2 separate regions of the Homo sapiens genome follow, and region 2 is linked to region 1. The links are chromatin contacts, found by Hi-C or POLR2A ChIA-PET in ENCODE. All regions are on one chromosome and are shown on one strand. The core of a region is the stretch at or near the end of the contact, and the rest is flanking DNA. Distances in the headings are between cores, read along the strand shown.

Evidence for each region. A loop is a pair of places that touch in the nucleus more often than their neighbours do. ChIA-PET counts read pairs that join two places held with the same protein, here RNA polymerase II (POLR2A). Pooled maps may share reads with other maps.
Region 2: a loop to region 1 is called in a pooled map, with 3 times the contacts of the local background. The contact joins the promoter of ORAI3 here to the promoter of ZNF688 in region 1. A Hi-C loop is called at or near these places in 1 of 168 maps with a recorded cell type or tissue (naive thymus-derived CD4-positive, alpha-beta T cell) and 6 of 50 pooled maps. POLR2A ChIA-PET finds 5 or more read pairs at or near these places in 3 of 52 experiments (CD4-positive, alpha-beta T cell, WTC11 and naive thymus-derived CD8-positive, alpha-beta T cell).

What each region holds. Positions count from the first base shown.
Region 1 is chr16:30,570,210-30,573,787 of GRCh38, reverse strand. It overlaps ZNF688 (zinc finger protein 688), which reads left to right and starts at 2,074. Exons shown (of 3, transcript NM_145271.4): 1 at 2,074-2,354; 2 at 2,665-2,778; 3 at 3,352-3,578. The coding sequence starts at 2,159. RefSeq lists a silencer at 2,067-2,306 and an enhancer at 3,169-3,578.
Region 2 is chr16:30,947,767-30,951,025 of GRCh38, reverse strand. ORAI3 (ORAI calcium release-activated calcium modulator 3) reads right to left here and starts at 1,958. Exons shown (of 2, transcript NM_152288.3): 1 at 1,509-1,958. The coding sequence starts at 1,736. It overlaps FBXL19 (F-box and leucine rich repeat protein 19), which reads right to left. Exons shown (of 11, transcript NM_001382779.1): 11 at 2,243-3,259. RefSeq lists enhancers at 85-602, 603-832, 1,121-1,639 and silencers at 1,563-1,612, 1,653-1,912, 2,283-2,532.

The sequences.
Region 1 (3,578 bases), core at 825-3,324:
AACATATGCATATGAGATCAGCAGGAGTCACACTAAAAGCCAAAAAGCATTTCAGGTGAAAAACAGCAAGGGTAGGCCAGAAAACACAAAGAAATCTTGACTGAAAAGTCAGCAATAAAAAACACTATTGAATAAAAAGGAAGGCTCGATATACTAGGGCTGGCAGGGGAGCCAAGCAAGTAGATCCAGAGCCAGAATGACAGCAGGGACCTGGTAGGCCTTGCTTGTTATCTCCAGCAACCAGCCCCACGCTTAGCAAACAGTATTCTGCATCCTGTATGATTGCAGGTATATTCCAAATGTGGGGATGAAGGCAACTAGTATTTACAGTCCAATGCCACCAGCCATGAGGATGACCCATCTTGGCTGAAAAATAAAGACCTTAAATCTAGGAAGCGGAAGATACAACCCAGGACAGCAGGAAGGGGAGACCCGGTATGAGAAGAACTGAGGCCCAACCCAGTTTAGAGAGGAGACTGAAGGCTAAAGGAGGAAGGTTTCCCAGGAAAAAAAAAATTAGGATTTGAAAGTTGATGCTATCTTTGATAATTTGGAACAACGTAAATAAGTAGAAATGGCAGGGCCGGGCGCCGTGGCTCACGCCTGTAATCCCAGCACTTTGGGAGGCTGAGGCGGGAGGATCACCTGAGGTCGGGAGTTCGAGACCAGCCTGACTTAATATGGAGAAACCCCGTCTCTACTAAAAATACAAAATTAGACGGGCATGGTGGCTCATGCCTGTAATCCCAGCTACTTGGGAGGCTGAGGCAGGAGAATCGCTTGAACCTGGGAGGCGAAGGTTGCGGTGAGCCTAGATAGCGCCATTGCACTCCAGCCTGGGCAAGCCGAGATAGCGCCATTGCACTCCAGCCTGGGCAACAAGAGTAAAACTCCTTCTCAAAGAAAAAGTAGAAATGGCTGGGAACCGTGGCGCATGCCTGTAATCACAGCACTTTGGGAGGCCGAGGCAGGAGAATTGCTTGAGGCCAGGAGTTCCAGACCAGCCTGGGCAACATAGCAAGACCCTGTCTCTGTTTTAAAATTTAAAAATTAGCCAAGCATTGGGTGTGCGCCTGTGGTCCCAGCTACTCGGGAGGCTGAGGTGAGAAGATCGCTTCAGCCCGGGAGGTCGAGTCTGCAGTGAGCTAGGATCGCACTGCTGGGCCACAGAGCAAGACCCTGTCTCAAAACAAACAAAAAATAAATTCATGTATGTTAGCAACAATTACTATTTAATTTAAAACTTCCCCATTCCGATTCCATCCTCACCAAGCACGTTCCTTCGCCTGCAGCTTCGGTCTAGAGCCTGAGCGAGCCGAGCTGCGGATGCCAGGGGCTGGGTGGACTCCGCAGCTAAGCTACTGTAAAACACGCACCTGCTTCTACCGCGGGTGTACACATGGTTTGCCAGGGTGTGCGCGTCTTCCCAAGGGGTCTGGGGACCAAATTCCAGCTCCCGCCATCGGGAGGCACGGTAAGAGACCGTAGGGGACACAATCCCGAGCACCGCAGATGCCGAGGTCTCCGCTGCGCTCCAGTCTGTCAACAGAGGCTTCAGGACCGCGGGGTCCCTTCAAATGCCCCGCCAGTCCCAGGCCAATCACCGCGCAGCTTCTTCCGGGATCGTCGCCAATCATCGGCCGTTGCGTATTGCGGGTACAGAGGGGTAAGTGAAGCTTCGGGCCCTTACATCTTTCTTGAAGGCAAGAAGCCTCTCCTCTACTTCCCAGACACCCCGCCTCCCCCACTAGAAAAAGCAGCCGAAGCGGCTTTATTTAAGGGCAAGTGGGACGATGAGGCCAGAGAAGTCAGAAAGGCTCCATATTTGATATGGTCAAATAATGGCGCCCTTAAGAGCAGCCTGTGACAATTGAAGGGTGGTCGCCATATTTTCAGAAGGCACCTTCCGGGTCCCTTAACCCGGGTGTCTATGTCCAAGCGGCCATGAAGTGAATAAACACTGAGGAATTATATTTGTCCCTATCAGAATCCTCGAATCCCTAGCAGCCAGTCCCTGCTACTTCGGTTGCCTCGGCTGCGTTCGGACGCCACGGCTGGGCGGGGCCGCCCTTCCTGTGGACAACGACAGCTGAGGCCGGGAGCGGGGAGGCGGCGGCTCCAGGGACCTGGCGGCCGCCGATCGGGGCTGCGAGGCCCCATGGCGCCGCCCCCAGCCCCGCTCCTGGCGCCGAGGCCCGGGGAGACCCGGCCTGGTTGCAGGAAGCCCGGGACTGTGAGCTTCGCGGACGTGGCCGTGTACTTCTCCCCGGAGGAGTGGGGCTGTCTGCGGCCCGCGCAGAGGGCTCTGTACCGGGACGTGATGCAGGAGACCTACGGCCACCTGGGCGCGCTCGGTGAGAGCCCCGGGTCCGAGCCCCCTCCTCCTTCACCGGGTTCACAGGGGAGATGATGTAGAAGGGCCGAGAGGACTGTGAGCCCTAATCCCGCACTCTTGCACCAACACCAGCAGCCACCTCCCGTTCCCAGGGCTTCAGGTACCCCCTCGGGAGTGTTTTCACCCGCATCCATTTCATTCAGGCAGCAGCACTGCAGCCCCTTCCAGGTTGAGTATAAGCTCCGAGGGGGTGCCCTCAGCCTGGAGGGGAATGCCATCTTCCCACGATGGCCTCTCAGGCCCGCGCTGTGATCCCTGTTCTCTCCCAGGATTCCCAGGCCCCAAACCAGCCCTCATCTCTTGGATGGAACAGGAGAGTGAGGCTTGGAGCCCCGCCGCCCAGGATCCTGAGAAGGGGGAAAGACTGGGAGGAGCTCGGAGAGGTGAGGGATAGTCCCGGGTCCCCCCACTTGGTTTTCCAGGGCTTCCTGTCTAGCAGAGTTTCTTTTCAGGCCCCCACTTCCAGCATCCCTAAAGAAATTCAACTGTGTTGGGTACTAGAGGAGTAAAGAAGGCAGACCTGGTACAAAGTTTTCAGAACATGGGACAGCGGTCCTGTGAGGACTGGGAGCCCAGTCCAACCAGGCACTCCAGCCTGGGTGACAGAGTGAGACTCCGTCTCAAAAATAAATAAATAAATAAATAAATAAATAAATAAATAAATAAATAATAGCCCCTGCTTCCTGAGCACTTCCTAAGTGCTTAACATGCATCTACTCAGCTAAACCAGTAACGCTGTGAAGTCAAAAGCCATTATTATTCCCATTTGATGCATAAGGAACCAAGGCTCAGATAAGGCACTTTTAGGAGATCTGAATCCTGTTTACCTTGTTCTAAAGCCTGTGTGTTAATCACTGGACAGAACTTCCCTCACTGCCTTAAGTGAAAAGCATTCTATAACCTGAGACAGTCTGTGCAAAAGTGTTTGTAAGTGTAACTTAATTCCGGTTTCCCAGGAGATGTCCCAAACAGGAAGGAAGAGGAACCGGAGGAAGTCCCAAGAGCCAAAGGGCCTAGAAAGGCTCCTGTGAAGGAGAGTCCTGAAGTGCTGGTGGAACGCAACCCTGACCCAGCTATTAGCGTGGCCCCGGCACGGGCACAGCCACCCAAAAATGCTGCCTGGGACCCGACCACAGGAGCACAGCCCCCGGCACCCATACCCAGCATGGATGCTCAGGCCGGC
Region 2 (3,259 bases), core at 709-3,208, 380 kb before region 1:
TTCTCCCAGAGCCTGGCCCAGCCTCGGTCACCCCTGCTAGGACTGCGGCCAGTCCTGCCCCCGGAACCTAAACCTCCAGCCCCTTCCTCCTGCAGAGAAGGCTCGGGCCCTTAAGCTGTCACCCCAGCAACCTGCACCTGCATATTCTGCCGTGGAGGGATTGTCTCCTTGGGAACAGGCTGGACCATGGGGTTGACCTCCCTCAGCTTGGGTGGCTGCTCCCTTCCCTCTGCAGGCTGTGCAGATGAAGGGGAGCCAACATCCTGTCCCTAGGTGATGCCCCCATCATGAAAGGTAAGCTGGTCTGTGGATTCTGGGACCCCACATAGAAGACCATAGGCTTATGATGACCCTTAGGGTTAGAGAGTTTCCCTGTCATTGTTCAAATATGGAGGTTGTGGCACAGACAGGGCAGGGACTAGCCCAGATCCCCTAGCGCCATGGTCCCCACCCCAACCGCCTCTGATATCCACCCCCACAGGAGTGCGTTCCCCAAAGTACCTCCTGCAGCTCACTTTCTCCTTTTTCCTGGGGTGATGGTGGGGCAACCCCAGACTAACAGAGCAGCAACCCTGGGTCCCAGTTCATTCGCTCCTGCCCAGAGGCAAGGCTTTTACTTTCCACACCTGTCCAATTAGCAGGCTAGTCTGAGCCATCCTTGGTACGTGACCTGCTCTGACATGCCTGGCTCACCCTGGGGCGGTTACTTGGCTGGCTACAGAGGGCGCACCCTCCATGATCTCAGTTTCCCACTGGCTTGCAAGCGGGGTGGAGGCCTGTCCAGGGTCACACAGCTGGCCACAAGCAGGGAGGAGCCAGGACTGTGTCTGCTGATCCTCACCCTGGGACCTCCCTCCATCCCACTTCCTGTGAGGCCACTGCTGGGGCAGACCGTTAGCCAACACCGTCCTCCTGCACCTGGGGTTTATCAGCTTGAGACTCGCTTATCAGTTTCCTCATCAGCCTCCTTCCCCAGCGGTTCCCTCCCGGGCATGATCTCTTGTCAGTTTTCCTGGTTGACACTAGCACCCCTTGGGCCCGCTGGAGAGTGGCCACCTTCCCTGGGACGGGCCCACCTTCAGCTGGGTGACCCTTCCACCCAGCTAATCCATCTCGAGCCCCCCACCTGTTGATGCAGCCCCCACCCAGCTGACCTGCCTTTGAAGCTGGCACTGGGACTTAGGAACCACTTCTGCCAGGTACAGGCTCCATCTGGACCACTCTGCCTCACTGTTGCAGTCAACCCCACCAGCGATTTGTTCACCCCACTCCCACTACGACACCTTTAGGACTTTCGTGTCCTCCGGTGGCCCCGTCTCCTGGGGTCCCCTGTACACACACATCCGTAAGAAGGGACTTGCTCAGTCCCGCGGGACCTTGTTCCTTCCCCCTTTGACGAAAGCCCCCTTTAACCTGTCTCCCTTGGGACCTGTTTACTTCGCCCCCCCCCCGACCTGTGCCCCCCACTTGCTCTGCCCCACCGGGTGTGACCCCTCCCGGCCCCTCACCATGGCGAAGCCCGAGAGCAAGGCAGACGTGCGGCTGGAAGCTTTGAGCTTGGCCCGGCTGAGGTAGAGGCGGCGCCAGCTGAGCGCCCGCAGCGAGTGCTGACTGGCCCCCATGAGGTCCAGGTAGCCGCGGTGCACGAACTCCCGGTACGTGGCCGAGCCTGCAGGGCTCTCGCCCTCAGGGTTCAGCGGGGCCTGCTCGCCCGCGTCCCCCTCGCCGCCCTTCATCCTGGGGGGGGGGCGGCACCAGGCGGTCACTACGGGGCGGAAGCGCCTCGGGGGCCCCAGCCGGGCCGGCCCAAGCCCGGGGGCGGCCCCATTCCCAGACAGGACGAGCAGGATGCAGGCGGCGGGCGCCCAGGAAGAGGCACCCCCAGTGGAGCAAGAAAAGCAGCGTCTGCGGGGAGCCCCAGGAGCCGGAGCGGGACAGCGGAGGCCAAAACAGGAACTGGGACAGAGGCGGAGCCGGGGCTAGCCACATGATGGGGTGGAGCCGGGGACCAAGTCCCCGCAGTCCCGGGCCCGCAGAGATTCCCCGCGACCCCTACCCACCAAGAACGTTATCCAAGCGCCCGGACCCCACCGAGGTGCACGCCAACCCCAGCCCCCTCCAAGGTACAGCTGGACACCCCAGGTGTCCACACTTCCAAATCCCTCCCAAAATGAGTCCAGGAGAGGTGAGCCCACTCATCTGTAGGTAGGGACCCCGCAGATACACACACGAACTCCGCAGCCCCGGCTGGAAGATTTTGAGTTTTATAGCAAACCGTATTGTACAGACCCGGGGCCCAGGGGCCCAGCCCGGCTGGGTCCCCCGCTTGCCCCTCGCCGGGCTGCCTCTTCCCTCCCCCAAGCGGCCCCATTCTCAAGCCTCTCGCTATCCCCAGGCCCCACCCCTCCGGCCTTTGGTCCGCCCAGCCCTCCCCCCACCCGCGCACCTCCCTGTTACCTGAGGTATGTGGATAGATCTCCCCTCCCCTACATGGTAAGCCCCGGCCCCCCGGAGGCCTGCGCGGAGGGGCGGGACCTGGCCCGGCTCATCCCCGGGGTCCCGAAGCCCCACCCCGCGCTCGAGGAAGGGGCAGGGAAGGAGGGCCAGCAGAGTCTGTTACTAGGTTCCCATGGCAACTAAGAGGGGGCCATTTCCAGCCTTAGCACTGGCATCGGGAGGTGTCCGTTGGCTGCTATTTCCATGGCAACCAGGAGTGGCAGTTCCCTGGGCAAATGGGATACAAGTTTCCATGACGATGAAAGAGTGGGAAGAGCCAGGCTGGAGGAGTCCCATGGTCCCCATTCTTGGGCTGGCGCCCCCAGCCATAATGCGGGTCCGGCGGGTGCCGCCGCTCAATACAGTAAAACAAGAACAAGCCTGGGGGTGGCGCAGTCCCAAATGGGCGCCCACCGGCCCGGTCTCAGGTCTCAGTCCAAGCTGGTCCAGTCCCCTCACACCCCGGCTCCCCCAGGTCCGAGATTCCCCCGGTTCAAGTAACACTTCAGTACAGATGAATGTTCAAGTATTGTGCGGAGAGGCGGGCAGGGGGTTGGGGCGCCCCTCGCCACTCCCCTGGGCCGCGAGCTGAAGAGCGGCTGCCCGCGGCCCCCACTCCTTGCAATAGCTGCCGTTTTCAGTGACGTTCAAGGAGTCAGGGTCAGGGGGAAGGAACTGAAGCCTGGGGAGGGGGGAAGCAGAGAGGTGACCCCCAAGGGGGTATTGCTGTCCCCACACCTGCTCTCATCCCCACCTCCAGCTC